2 separate regions of the Homo sapiens genome follow, and region 1 is linked to region 2. The links are chromatin contacts, found by Hi-C or POLR2A ChIA-PET in ENCODE. All regions are on one chromosome and are shown on one strand. Each heading gives the region's core, a stretch centred on a gene start or an enhancer-like site at or near the end of the contact. The rest is flanking DNA. Distances are from core to core; before and after follow the strand shown. Region 1 has its middle 26 kb from the start of CLIP1. Region 2 overlaps CLIP1 (CAP-Gly domain containing linker protein 1).

The links. A loop is a pair of places that touch in the nucleus more often than their neighbours do. ChIA-PET counts read pairs that join two places held with the same protein, here RNA polymerase II (POLR2A). Pooled maps may share reads with other maps.
Region 1: POLR2A ChIA-PET joins it to region 2 with 18 read pairs in activated CD4-positive, alpha-beta T cell. The contact joins two enhancer-like sites. A Hi-C loop is called at or near these places in 5 of 50 pooled maps. POLR2A ChIA-PET finds 5 or more read pairs at or near these places in 8 of 52 experiments (A673, B cell, GM12878 and 5 more).

What each region holds. Positions count from the first base shown.
Region 1 is chr12:122,444,947-122,452,352 of GRCh38, reverse strand. No RefSeq gene overlaps it. Among named protein-coding and RNA genes, the nearest start is that of CLIP1, 26 kb to the right of the region's middle. Within about 2 kb of position 2,797, at least 2 of the 41 ENCODE cell types and tissues checked have a DNase peak (open chromatin) inside an H3K27ac peak, as active enhancers do.
Region 2 is chr12:122,314,954-122,322,579 of GRCh38, reverse strand. CLIP1 (CAP-Gly domain containing linker protein 1) reads left to right here. Exons shown (of 26, transcript NM_001247997.2): 18 at 3,232-3,348; 19 at 5,725-5,831. It also overlaps the pseudogene CCDC150P1. Among named protein-coding and RNA genes, the nearest start is that of VPS33A, 52 kb to the right of the region's middle. Within about 2 kb of position 3,424, at least 5 of the 41 ENCODE cell types and tissues checked have a DNase peak (open chromatin) inside an H3K27ac peak, as active enhancers do.

The sequences.
Region 1 (7,406 bases), core at 1,548-4,047, 130 kb before region 2:
AGAAATACGAGTATACTATATATGCACCCAAGGCTGTTTATTGTGGCAATGTGTGTAGTAGCAAGTACTGAAAATAACCTAAATGTCTATTGGTAGGAATCTGTTGAAATCATAGCACACTATGATCTTACAACGCAATGGTTTAAAAAAATGAGGAGGCTGGGTACAGTGGCTCGCGCCTGTAATCCCAGCACTTTGGGAATCTGAGGCAGCAGGATCGCTTGAGCCTAGGAGTTCAAGACCAGCCTGAACGACATGGCAAGAACTCATCTCTAGGGAAAAAAAAAATTAAATAATTTAAAATATGGGGCCAGGCGTGGTGGCTCATGTCTATAATCTCAGCACTTTGGGAGGCCGAGGCAGGTGGATCACCTGAGGTTGGGAGTTCGAGACCAGCCTGGCCAACATAGAGAAACCCCGTCTCTACTAAAAATACAAAATTATCCTGTAATCCCGCATACCTGTAATCCCAGCTACTCGGGAGGATGAGGCAGGAGAATTGCTTGAACCTGGGAGGTGGAGGTTGCAGTGAGTAGAGGTTGCACCACTGCACTCCAGCCTGGGCAACAAGAGCAAAACTCTGTCTCAAAAAAAATTTTTTTAATATAAGGTAATCTACATCTTCTGATATGGAAAGAGGTCTATCTAGAGGTCTATCTATATATTCCCCTAATATATGTATTAACTAAAGAGTGTGGGTGTGTGTGTATATATAAAAGATAAGTTGTAATAGATAATATATAACATGTATTATTTAATATATTAACTTTTCTTTGTAATACATGTTAACTAAACTATATTACACATATATGTATGTTACATTTTATATTGTTACTGGAATACATATATTTATATATATATACTTTGTTAATTTTTTTTTGAGACAGAGTCTTGCTCTGTTGCCCAGGCTGGAGTGCAGTGGTGCGATCTCTGCTCACTGCAACCTCCGCCTCCTGGGTCCAAGCAATTCTCTGCCTCAGCCTCCCAAGTAGCTGGGACTACAGGCAGGTGCTACCACACCCGGCTAATTTTTGTATTTTTTATAGAGACGGGGTTTCGCCATGTGGGCCAGGCTGGTCTTGAAGTCCTGGCCTCAAGTGATCCACCCGCCTCGGCTTCCCAAAGTGCTGGGATTCCAGGCGTGAGCCACCATGCCTGGCTGAATGTATATATATGGTTAGGTGCAATACCCACATATATGAGTTTAAATAATTTTGATTTGCTGTCTCACATCATAAATTACACAAAAAATCTATCCCAGGAGAATAAAAGCAAAAACCTTAAAAATTTTATAGGAAAATATAGGCTAATACTTTGTGACCTAAGAGTTTTAAAAACATCTATTAATTGAAAAGCACCATTTAAAAAAATTTAAAAAACACAACAAAACAAAACAAAAAAAAAACAGGGCACGTATGGGAAAAAATATTTGGAACATATAGAATCATAATATATTAAAAACCACTACAATCAGTTTAAAAATAGACAATGCAACAGAATAATGGGCCAAAGATATGAAGTCGGCTGGACACGGTGGCCTATACCTGTAATCCTAGCACCTTGGGAGGCCGAGGTGGGCAGATTGCCTGAGCTTAGAAGTTTGAGACCAGCTCGGGCAACATGGTGAAACCCCGTTTCTACTAAAATACAAAAAATTAGTGAGGCGTGGTGGTGGGCATCTGTAGTCCCAGCTACTTGGGAGGCTGAGACAAAAGAATCACTTGAACCAGTGAGCTGAGATTGTGCCACTGCACTCCAGCCTCGGCAATAGAGTGAGACTCGATCTCAAAAAAAAAAAAAAAAAAAAGAGATTCTCAAGTTCCTCAGTAATCAGCAAAAAGCAAATTAAAACCATGAGAGAGGCCGGGCGCGGTGGCTCAAGCCTGTAATCCCAGCACTTTGGGAGGCCGAGGCGGGCGGATCACGAGGTCAAGAGATCGAGACCATCCCGGCTAACACGGTGAAACCCCGTCTCTACTAAAAATACAAAAAATTAGCCGGGCGTGGTAGCGGGCGCCTGTAGTCCCAGCTACTAGGGAGGCTGAGGCAGGATAATGGGGTGAACCCGGGAGGCGGAGCTTGCAATGAGCCGAGATTGCGCCACTGCACTCCAGCCTAGGTGACAGAGCAAGACTCCGTCTCAAAACAAAAAATACAAAAAAAAAAAAAATTAGCCGGGCATGATGGCGGGGGCCTGTAATCCCAGCTACTCGGGAGGATGAGGCAGGAGAATCGCTTGAACCTTCTCAGAGGATGTTGCAGTGAGCTAAGATGGTACCATTGCATTCCAGCCTGGGTGATAGACTGAGACGCCATCTCAATTCTTTCAAATCTTTTAGATGGACAAATATTTAATTTTAAAAACAGAGATGAGGAACTTGCTGTGTTATTCAAGCTGGTCTTGAACTCCCAGCCTCAAGTGATCCTCTCAGCTTGGCCTCCCCAAGTACTAGGATTACAGATGTGAGCCTCACACCCTGCCTGGACAAATATTTAAATATCTAATAATACCAAGTGTTAATGAGCATGGGTTTGTTTTTGTTGTTGTTGTTGTTTTTTTTTTTTTGAAGACAGGGATTCTCACTGTGTTGCCCAGGTTTGACTCAAACTCCTAGGCTCAAGGTATCAACTCGCTTCAGCCTCCCAAGTAGCTGGAACTACAGGTGCGTGCCATCATGCTAGGCTTTGCAATGGGAATTCTTAAATTCTACTGCTGGAAATGTAGTAGAACTGGAACTGCCATTTAGAGAGTAATTGGGCAATATACAGTGAAGTTAAACATGTGCATACCTTATGACTCACCAATTCCACTCTGAGCTATGCATTATGAAGAATTTTTTTTTTGCTCTGTGGCCCAGGCTGGAGTGTAGTGGCATGGATGGCTCACTGCAGCCTTGAGCTCCTGTGCTCAAGCAATTTTCCCACCTCAGCCTCCTGAGTAGCTGGGACTACAGGTTCACACCACCACACTCGGCTAATCTTTTACTATTTTTTGTAAAGACAGGGTCTTGCTATGTTGCTTAGGCTGGTTTCAAACTCCTAGGCTCAAGTAATCCTCCCACAGTGCTCAGATTTCAGGCATGGGCCACCTCATCCAGCTGAAATTCTTGAATATAAAATGAAAAAAGCAAAACAAAACCAATAATAGAGGAAGATATGGGACCCCAAAAATAATGCAAGTAATTGAAAAGTCTAAGATTAAAAATGGTTTTTTCTGCCAACTTGGGGGGAAAAGGGGCAATTATAAGCCATTGCTAGGAAATTCTAGGGAATATAGAGAGCAGTATGAGAAATTCATGGTCCAAAGAAAAGAGTTTTATTTTTATTACTCTTCTGTATTTGAATTAATTACCATATTCATGTCCCAGTTCTATAATTTATATAACTAGTTCAAATCTAAAAATAAAATAAAAATAAATCCCTTCATGATTAATTGCAAACTTTGGTACATATACAAAAAAAAAAAAAAAAAAAACACATGAAAAGGTATTTAGGAAGAAGGGATAGAGCTGGCTGCGGTTGGCTCATGCCTGTAATCCCAGTGACTTGAGAGGCTGAGGCATGAGAGGATCACTTGAGTCCAGGAGTTCGAGAGTAGCCTGGGCAACATAACAAGTCCTCATCTCTAACAACAATAAAAATAAAAATTAGCCTGGCCAAAAGAAAGACATACTGTTTCTTGTTTTTAAAGAAAAAAAATTAGCTTGGCATGGTGGTGCACACAAATAGTCCTAGGTACTCGAGAGGCCGCGGCAGGAGGATCCCTTGAGCCCAGGACTTCAAGGCTGCAGTGAGCTATGGTCATGCCATTGCACTCTAGCCTGGGTGAAAAAGTGAGACCTTGTCTCTAAAAAATAAAAATAGGCCGGGCACGGTGGCTCACGGCTGAAATCCCAGCACTTTGGGAGGCTGAGGTGGGCGGATCACTTGAGGTCAGGAGTTCGAGACCAGCCTGGCCAACATGGTGAAACCCCATCTCTACTAAAAATACAAAAATTAGCTGGGCATGGTGGCGCACGCCTGTAGTCCCAGCTACTAGGGAGGCTGAGGCAGGAGAATCGCTTGAACCCAGGAGGTGGAGGTTGCAGTGAGCCGAGATCACGCCACTGCACTCCAACCTGGGCAACAGAGCGAGACTCCATCTCAAAAAAAAAAAAAATTAGCCAGGTGTGGTGGTGCACGCCTGTAATTGCAGCTACTCAGGAGGCTGAGGCAGGAGAATCACTTGAACCTGAGAGGCAGAGGTTGCAGTGAGCCAAGATCATGCCACTGAACTCCAGCCTGGGAGACAGAGTGAGACTCTGTCTCAAAATAAATAAATAAATAAATAAATAAATAAATAAAACAACCTAACCATTTTGCCTCAGGTCTTTTTTTTTTTTAAATTACTATTCTGAAATAATCATTGATTTACTGACAGTTGCAAAACAACATACTGGAAAGTCCCAGGCATCCTCTCCTTGGCCTCGTGAATGTTAACATATAACCATATAGTACAATATCCAAAAAAGAAGTAGACATTGGTATGGTCTATAGAGTTCAGTAGATCTCACCCATTGTACATGTACTCATATATGGGTAGCTCTATACAAAACTGTATAACAGTTTTATTGAAATATAATTCACAAGGCCAGGCACGGTGGCTCATGCCTGTAATCCCGGCACTTTGGGAGGCCGAGGTGGGTGGATCACGAGGTCAGGAGATCGAGACCATCCTGGCCAACATGGTGAAACCCCGTCTCTACTAAAAATACAAAAATTAGCTGTATTTTTAGTACTGTTTGCCTGTAATCCCAGCTACTCGGGAGGCTGAGGCAGGAGAATTGCTTGAACCAGAGGGTCGGAGGTTGCAGTGAGCCGAGATCGCACCACTGCACTCCAGCCTGGTGACAGAGCAAGACTCCATCTCAAAAAAAAAAAAAAAAAGAAAAAAAGAAAAGAAATAGAATTCACATATTTAAAAATTTGCCATTTAAAGTGTACAATTCAGTGGTTTTTAGTCTATTCCCAGAGTTGTAAAGCCATCACCACAAACAATTTTAGAATATTTCATCATCCCCCAAAGAAAGCCCATATCCATTATCAGTCACTCCCCATTTCCTCTTTTCCCTGTCCCTGGCAACCACTCATATGCTTTCTGTCTCTATGATTTTCCTATCTGGAAAATAGCAGTGGAATTATACATTTTGTGGTCTTTTGTGACTGGCTTCTTTCACTTAGCATCATGTTTTCAAAGTTCCTTCATGTCATAGCATATATCAGTACTTCATTCTTTTTTATGGCTGTCTTAGTCCATTCAGGCTGCTATAAAAAATGCCAGGCGGTGACTCACGCTTGTAAGCCCAGCACTTTGGAAGGCCGAGTCGGGCGGATCACCTGAGGTCAGAAGTTTGAGACCAGCCTGGCCAACATGGTGAAACCCTGTCTCTACTAAAAATACAAAAATTAGCTGGGCTTGGTGGTGCACCTGTAATCCCAGCTACTCGGGAGGCGGAGGTGGGAGAATTGCTTGAACCCAGGAGGTGGAGGCTGTAGTGAGTTGAGATCGTGACACTGCATTCCACTCTGGGTGACAGAGCAAGACTGTGTCTCGAAAAGAAAAGAAAAGAAAGAAAAGAAAAATACCGTTAAGTTGGATAGCTTAGAAACAAAATGTGTTTCTCAGAGTTCTAGAGGCTGGGAAGTCCAAGGGTAAGGTGCCAGCAAATTCAGTGTCTGCTGAAGACCATCTCCTGGTTCATAGATGGCACCTGTTCACTGTGTCCTGACGTCATAGTGCAAAAGTCTCATTAACTCTTTGAGGTGCCTTGTTTTGTTTTGTTTTGTTTTTGAGACGGAGTCTTGCTCTGTCACCCAGGCTGAAGCACAGTGGCGCAATCTTGGCTCACTGCAACCTCTGCCTCCCAGGTTCAAATGATTCTCCTGCCTCAGCCTTCCGAGTAGCTGGGACTACATACAGTACCACAACACGTGGCTAATTTTTTGTATTTTTAGTAGAGACGGGGTTTCACTGTGTTAGCCAGGATGGTCTCAAGCTCCTGACCTCATGACCCACCCACCTTGGCCTCCCAAAGTGCTGGGATTATAGGTGTGAGCCACTGCGCCCAGCCCTGAGGTGTCTTTTATAAGGGAACTAATTCAGTTCATAATAGCTCTGCCGACACGACTTAGTCACCTCTCAAAAAGCCCCACCTGTTAATATCATCACCTTGGGGGTTAGGATTTCAACATATTAATTCTGGGGAGATATATTCAGACCATAGCAATGGATGAATGATAATAATAATGCTCTATTGCTATTTTTATTTGTATTTTTATTTTTTTGAGACGAAGTCTCGCTCTGTCACCCAGGCTGGAGTGCAGTGGCATGATCTCAGCTCACTGCAACCACCGTCTCCTGGGTTCAAGCAATTCTTCTGCCTCAGCCTTCCTAGTAGCTGGGATTACAGGCGTGCAACATTATATCCAGCTACTTTTTGTATTTTTAGTAGAGACTGGGTTTTATCAGTCTCTGGTTTCATTGGCCACACTGGTCTTTAACTCTCAACCTCAGGTGATCTGCCAGCCTTGGCCTCCCAAAGTGCCGGGATTACAGGCGTGAGCCACCATGCACGGTTCCTTTGCTTTTTTGTTTGTTTGTTTTTTGAGACAGAGTCTCACTCTGTTGCCCAGGCTGGAATCCAGTGGCACAATCATGGCTCACCACAGTCTTGACCTCCTGGGCTCAGGTGATCCTCCGACCTCAGCCTCCTGAGTAGCTGGGACTATAGGCAAACACCACCACACCCAGCTAATTTTTTTATATTTTTCGAAGAGACAGGGTTTTGCTATGTTGCTCAGGCTAGTCTCCAACTCCTGGACTCAAGCAATCCACCCGCCTCGACCTCCCAAAATGCTGGGATTACAGGCATGAGCCACCACGCCCGGTCACACATTTTGTTTATCTACTCATTAGTTGATGGACATTTGGGTTGTTTCTACTTGTTGACTCTTATAAATAATGCTATGAACATTCGTGTACCAGTTTTTGTATGGATATATGTTTTTATTTATCTTGGGAATACACCTATGAGGATAATTACTGGGTCATATGGGAACTCTATGTTTCACATTTTGACAAGTTGACAAACTGTTTTCAAAGTAGCTGTGCCATCTTACATTCTTACCAGCAATGTATGAGGATTCTAATTCCTTTACATTCTTGGCACCACTTGTTACTATCTGTCCCTTTTATTTTAGTTATCTTAGTGGGGGTGAAGTGGCATCTCACTGTTATTTTGATGGGCATTTCCCCAGTGACTGATGTTGAACATCTTTCCATGTGCTTATTGGCCATTTGTATATCTTCTTTGGATACATGTCTATTCAAATTCTCTACCTTTTTTTTTTTTTTTTTTAACAAATGG
Region 2 (7,626 bases), core at 2,175-4,674:
ATCAGAGCAAGAACTGGCAGAGATAATCGAGGAGAAGGAACTGTTGACTGCAGAAGCAGCTCAACTTGCTGCCCATATAAAGACTCTGAAAAGTGATTTTGCTGCCTTGTCCAAATCCAAGGCAGAGCTGCAGGAACTGCACAGCTGCCTCACCAAGATTCTGGATGACCTTCAGCGGAACCATGAGGTGACCCTGGCCGAAAAAGCCCAGGTGATGCAAGACAACCAGAACCTCCTGGCTGAGAAGAGCGAAATGATGCTGGAAAAGGATGAGCTCCTGAAGGAGAAGGAAACCCTGGCAGAAAGCTACTTCATCCTTCAGAAAGAGATCAGCCAGTTGGCCAAAACCAACAGCCATATTTCAGCCAATCTCCTAGAATCTCAAAATGAAAACCGTACTTTGAGAAAAGACAAGAACAAGCTTACTCTTAAAATTAGAGAGCTCGAGACTCTTCAGTCATTTACGGTAAAGTGAGAGGGTCAAGTATTGAGCACCCAGACTGCTTACTAACACTGTGCACTAACTCAAGTGGTGTAGGTCATCTTTCTTCATTTCTGCTTATGGAAATCCACCTCATTAAGTCAGTTGCTTATATGTCTCAAGCTGTTCGTTACAGTCTGAAAGGGGGATTCTTTACTAAGTATCTCACTGTAGTAGTCTCTCCCCATTTGAAAAAAATTGCAAACTGTGAATAAAAAGGATTTATTTTTTAATCTAAGGAGAAACTTTATGAAAAAGCTTAAGAGCAATAGTGAAATTCGGCTGGGCGCAGTGGCTCACGCCTGTAATCCCAGCACTTTGGGAGGCTGAGGTGGACAGATGGCTTCAGTCTAGGAGTTCGAGACCAGCCTGGGCAACATGGCAAAACCCTGTCTCTACAAAAAATACAGTAATTAGCTGGGCATGGTGACACATGCCTATCGTCCCAGCTGCTCAGGAGGCTGAGATGAGAGGATTGCTTGAGCCCAGGAGGCAGAAGTTGCAGGAAACCGAGATCATGCCATTGCACTCCAGCCTGGTTGACAGAGCGAGACCCCATCTAAAAAAAAAGAACAGCCAGGTGTGGTGGCTCACGGGGGCTGAGGCAGGTGGATCACCTGAGGTCAGGAGTTCGAGACCAGCCTAACCAACATGGTGAAACCCTGTCTCTACTAAAAATACAAAAATTCGCCAGGCGTGGTGGCGTGCGCTTATAATCCCAGCTACTCAGGAGGCTGAGGCAGTAGAATCACTTGAATCCAGGAGATGGAGGTTGCAGTGAGCCGAGCTTGCGCCATTGCACTCCAGCCTGGGCAACAAGAGTGAAAAACTCTGTCTCAAGGGAAAAAAAAAAAAAGCAATAAATTGGCACATATTGAAATATAGTCTTCTGTTTGGCTTTTAACTATTTCATTGTGTCTGTCCATTTGGAGTTGGAAGATTCCATTGAAATCTTCATGGCTGATAATTGGATAGGGAAAAATGCAGAATTTTCATAAACTTTATTAGACCAATAAATTATAAACAAGTGCCTAAAGGACTTTATTTATTTATTTATTTATTTATTTATTTATTTATTTAAGACAGAGTCTCACCGGGTGCGGTGGCTTACACCTGTAATCCCAGCACTTTGGGAGGCTGTTGCAGGCGGATCACGAGATCAGAAGATCAAGACCATCCTGGCCAACATGGTGAAACCCCGTCTCTACTAAAAATACAAAAATTAGCCCGGTGTGGTGATGTGGGCCTGTAGTTCCAGCTACTCAGGAGGCTGAGGCAGGAGAATCACTTGAACCAGGGAGGCGGAGGTTGCAGTGAGCTGAGATTGCACCACTGCGCTCCAGCCTGGTGACAGAATGAGACTGCCTAAAAAAAAAAAAAAGAGTCTCGCTCTGTCACCCAGGTTGGAGTACAGTGGTGTGACCTTGGCTCACTGCAACCTCTGCCTCCCGGGTTCAAGCGATTCTCCTGCCTCACCCTCTTGAGTAGCTGGGACTACAGGTGCGTGCTGCCACACCCGGCTAAGCTTTGTATTTTTAGTAGGGACTGGGTTTCACCATATTGACTCCTGACCTTGTGATCTGCCTGCCTCGGCCTCCCAAAGTGCTAGGATTACAGGCATGAGCCACTGCGCCTGGCCTGTTAATTAATTTATTTTTTTAGAGGTGGGAATCTTGCTGTGTTTCCCAGGCTACTTTCCACCTCCTGGGCTCAAGCAATCCTCCCGTCTCAGCTCCCTGAGTAGCTGGGACTGTAGGCACATGCTACCATGCCTAGCTATATTTTCATTTATTTTTATGGTTATTTTTACATCTAACTTTTTTTTTTTTTTTTGAGACGGAGTCTCGCTGTGTCGCCAGGCTGGAGTGCAGTGGCGCAATCTCAGCTCACTGCAACCTCCGCCTCCCAGGTTCACACCATTCTCCTGCCCCACCTCCCAAGTAGCTACAGGCACCCGCCACCACGGCCAGCTAGTTTTTTGTATTTTTATTAGAGACGGGGTTTCACTATGTTGGCCAGGATGGTCTCAATATCTTGACCTCGTGATCCGCCTGCCTCGGCCTCCCAAAGTGCTGGGATTACAGGCGTGAGCCACTGCGCCCGGCCTATATCTAACTTTTTATAATTAATTTTGATAGTTAACAGCTAAGAATTTGTCTCCATATGCATCTTTTTATTCACAGCCGTGTTTTTATTCATTACCCACAACTTGCATTAAATGCTTCTCGTTAAACACTTGAGCCTTATGTTAGAAGTGCCCAAATAATTTTTATATTTATTTGAAAAATTCTCAGCCTAAATTTGAGTGACTTTGAAAGCCCCAGATTTGAAATAGCAAGGATGGTATTTTAAACTTATAATAATAAATATGATTCCAAGAAATTCAGCTATATAAGGATGTTATTCATTGTTACCTCCGAACGGTCTCTCAAACATAAGTCAGAATGAAGGGAGCATGCTTGCCAGTGTCATTTGGAACTTTCACTGGAAGATGTATGTTTACATGCAAATTGCATAACAATTGACATTGAAAAATGGCAGGAAAGGGTCTGCATATTCTACTTCAGAGTAAAGACCTTTCCTGTCCTGGTCCGTCTGTTTCAGCACTGGATTGTGACTGATTCACCCTCTCTGTGTGCCTCCCTTACCCACACAGACACTGAGTGCTGCCTGAACAGCACAGCCCGATCCTCACCTAACGGTGTTGGCGAGGGCTGTCCTCATTTCTCACAGTGTTTCCTTGTATTTAGGCTGCTCAAACAGCGGAAGATGCCATGCAGATAATGGAACAGATGACCAAAGAGAAGACTGAGACTCTGGCCTCCTTGGAGGACACCAAGCAAACAAATGCAAAACTACAGAATGAAGTAATCAGATTTAAATAGCTTTTTATACAAAGAACAGCTTACCAACTTGGTAGAATGTTTGGTCACTGACTCAGGATTGCTTATGTTTTTGAAGTGTGTGACTTTACACAGGTTTGAAATGCATGCCAGAGCCACGATAATCTTAAATAAAGTGTATCACTTCATTACTTATTAGGATCAACTTTACAAATTGAGGAAAAAATCCTAATAGTGTGGCTAAGGTGACTGTTTACTGATGGCACTAGTGAGAGGAGGTACTGATGGCCTGCTCTAGCTTTTGTATCCTTGATCTTACATCACACACATTGTTTTTTCTCTTCTCTTTCCCAACTTTGAGCCACTAAGTTTTCTTCCTCAGCCCTGAGTCTGATGTAGGCCTTTTCTTGGCCCAATTCAGTACTGATTTCCTTTTGTGTCATCTTGAATGAGTCACTTTTGGAGCAGGGACAAATATGTGGCGTCAAGATATTTTGATTCTGTCCACAAGTAGCATTTCTCCTTCTGTGGCATTTCTCCTCCTCTTTGGATTTCCCTGCTCCCACCCTCCTAGCTCATACCAACCCTTTCTTCATTTGGAAAGCTGTTATCTAAATCCTAAGCCGACTGAGGCACCAAAATGGTTATGTGAAGTCCTGTGGAACTTCAGATGCTTTTTTGTTGTTGTTGCTTTTTTTGTTTTGTTTTGTTGTTGTTGTTTTGAGATGGAGTCTTGCTCTTGTTGCCCAGGCTGTTGTGCAATGGCATGATCTCGGCTCACTGCAACCTCCACCTCCTGGGTTCAAGTGATTCTCCTGCCTCAGCCTCCCGAGTAGCTGGGATTACAGGTGCCCACTACCACGCCTGGCTAATTTTTGTATTTTAAGTAGGGACGGAGTTTTGCCATGTTGGCCAGGCTGTTCTGGAACTCCTGACCTCGTGATCCTCCCACCTTGGCCTCCCAAAGGGCTGGGATTACAGGCATGAGCCACCACGCCCAGCCCAGATACTTTTAAAAGTAATAGGCAGGTAAGACATTAAGGAAGGAAAGCAAGGGGGAGGCAGTGGCCAAACTGAGGAGCCACTGTAAAGACCAGGCCTCCTCATTGTGGAGGTCAAGGATCAACTTTTCAAAGGAGATGAACATTTGGAGGTAATGATATGATAAATAACAACACTTCACATAGAAGGAAGTACATTTATAGAACTGACAATCCTAAGAGAAGATGACTTAAACTAAAAGTATAAAAGCATTAAAAAATCATAGCTGTTAATCAAAATTAGAAGCTGAAGTAAATGAGAGGATTTTAGGGAATGTGTCTAACCTGCAGCAGTGGAACCAGGGGGAACTGTGTCGTTCTATAACAGATCCCTTGGTGTCTTTGTTATAGCCAGAATTCAGGGTTGGATGAACCATATTTTCGGACCCATTGTGATATTTTATTTTTCTTGTTCTGTTAATCTGGAATGTTAGGTGTTAAAAGGAAGATGGTAGTTGTAAAACTAGCAAGACATTTTCTAGGACTCCTGACTGGTGGCATGTGGCATGGCAAAAGGAGATAGCTCCCTTTTCTGGCTGTAGGAGACAACTTCTCAAGGCCCAGAAAGCCAGCATGGCCCCAGGAGCCACCTTGAGGAATGGAGGCCCACATGAGCTACCATCCTTGGTGGTGGCTCTGCACCTAGAGCTCCAACCACCTGCCACAGCCTATGATCAGTCATATCCCCACTCATCCCAGTGACAGCTCTGGCTTTCCACCAAGAGCCAGGCCCTCAGCTGGCTGCATCCCCGTGGGCCAATGATGGAGCCAGGTGGGTGTAAGTGCCCTTCAGTCCCACGACATGGCTTTTTCCTCTTCAGGTTCAAGTTCAGATGGGTAACTAAATTTTTTTCCAGTCTACAAATAATTTTGATTCAAATAAATAATTTTTGTAATGAGGACTATGTAAATCTGGTACTGACATTGAAAAATATCGTATCCTAAATCACTAATCTTTGGGGAAAGAAAAGGGTTTCTTTTCATTACAAAGAATAATCCTTGCTGATGTCATTGCTTTGCATTTTATTTCTTGTTTTTAATCATATTTGAATAGCAAGTTCAGTGATAAGTGCTGATAATTGTACACAAGATAAAAGAAAACTTTACTTCTGTGTAGCAATCTAGTTTGACCTTTTGGCCAGGTGTACAGGATATATATATATCAGACTAAATGTAAGGAGGAGGTTTGCAGTTTGTAATAGACTTGTCATCTGTAATCTCTTCACCCAGGAGACTTTTTTTTTTTGCGAGTGACTAATTTCATCTGTCTTTTCAGTACACATTTTCATGAATAATTTGTTCATTCATGTCACTGGAAAATGAAATAATTTCATCAAGTTTTTTTCTCTTGGTCTTTAAGTTGGACACACTTAAAGAAAACAACTTGAAAAATGTGGAAGAGCTGAACAAATCAAAAGAACTCCTGACTGTAGAGAATCAAAAAATGGAAGAATTTAGGAAAGAAATGTAAGTTTCTATCCTTTGAGAAAAAAATATGGAATTTATTTTAAATTGAAAATGTGAACACAATGCTAATTACTTAAAAATTATTTGAGAAGTACATAAAGTAAACGTATGCAGACTCTATTGCATACCCCAGAAGCAACATCAGTAACCACCGTGAGGTCAGAGCCACAGCTAAGTTAAAGGATCAGAATGAAATGTGTACTGGCTGATGAGTTCAGTTGGGGATTCAGATGTGACTTTGGGGTGGGTGTGGTGGCACGTGCCTGTAATCCCATCACTGGGAGGCTGAGGTGGGTAGATCACTTGAGCCTGGGAGTTTGAGACCAGCCTGGGCAACACAGCAAAACCCTGTTTCTACAAAAAGTACAAAAATTAGTTGGGTATGGTGGTGTGTGCCTATTTGCCAATTACTCAGGAGGCTGAGGTGGGAGGATCGCTTGAGCCCAGCAGGTTGAGGCTGCAGTGAGCCATAATCGTGCCACTGCACTCCAGCCTGGGTGACAGAGTGAGATCCTGTCTCAAAAAAAAAAAAAGAAGTGACTCGAAAGCCTTGAAAGTACGAGTAGAATCAGAACAGCCAGTCTTAACATTTGGTCTTGAACTTCCGACCTCAAGTGATCCTCCCTCCTCAGCCTCCCAAAGTTCTGGGATTATAGGCATGAACCACTGCGCCTGGCCAGCCAATCTTAACATTTGGAAATGTCAGACCCTTCATTAGCAAGTCCCTCAAAACTCTTTTTATAGGGGGAAAAAAATCAAATAGCATGTCACTTTCTACATTTTCAGTATTTCAATTTTAAGAGTAATAGACCAGGCACGGTGGTTCATGCCTGTAATCCCAGCACTTTGGGAGGCTGAGGTGGGTGGAGCACGAAGTCAGGAGATTGAGACCATCCTGGCTAACACGGTGAAACCCCGTCTCTACTAAAAATACAAAGAAATTAGCCGGGCGTGGTGGCGGACGCCTGTAGTCTCAGCTACTCAGGAGGCTAAGGCAGGAGAATGGCGTGAACCCGGGAGGCGGAGTTTGCAGTGAGCCGAGATCGAGCCACTGCACTCCAGCCTGGGTGACAGAGCGAGACTCCATCTCAAAAAAAAAAAAAGAAAAGGAATCAAACCGTCTGGCATGGAAATGAAATGACCAGCATTTTGGAAGACTGTAAAATTAAGGTTTACACATCAATTTGTTACGTGGTTTCAGGCAGACAGACTGTTCATACTTCCTTTGTTGATGCTAACTCAGTTCTTGCCTTTCAAGTTTGGCTAGTGTAGTTATTAGAGATTGGCATTTTCAGACATTTTAAAGGATAGTTACGGTGTAGATTTCATTTGGTCTTCTATTCTGTTAATGACACTGTATCAACCGTATTAACCTAAAACCCTAAAGCTAATTCACCTGGTGAACATTGGAGTGTGTCTTTGTCTTTCATGGTAGGTACAGTTAAGGTAGGAAGGATAAAAAGGTGAGTATATACGGTCCCTGCCCTTCAAGGGTTTGTGTCTTTTATTTCCAATCCTAATACATAGATGAGATTCAAGCAAAAACAAAAACATCAGTTCCAAACTGCTGTTTTAAGTCATCATCCTCAATACTATTTGTTGATTGAGCTTGGATTAAGCTAGCACATGTGTGGTTCTTCGGGGAGTTTTAAAATTTTCCTGGGAGTGATCTGAGCTGCTCCTGCGAGGGGATGCACAGCTTGTGATGTCGGTGATTTTCTTCCTCAGTCCTAGTTTAAATGGCGGGTCTCTAGATGATGGGATTATGTTTAAACAGTTCCAACAATTTCATTTA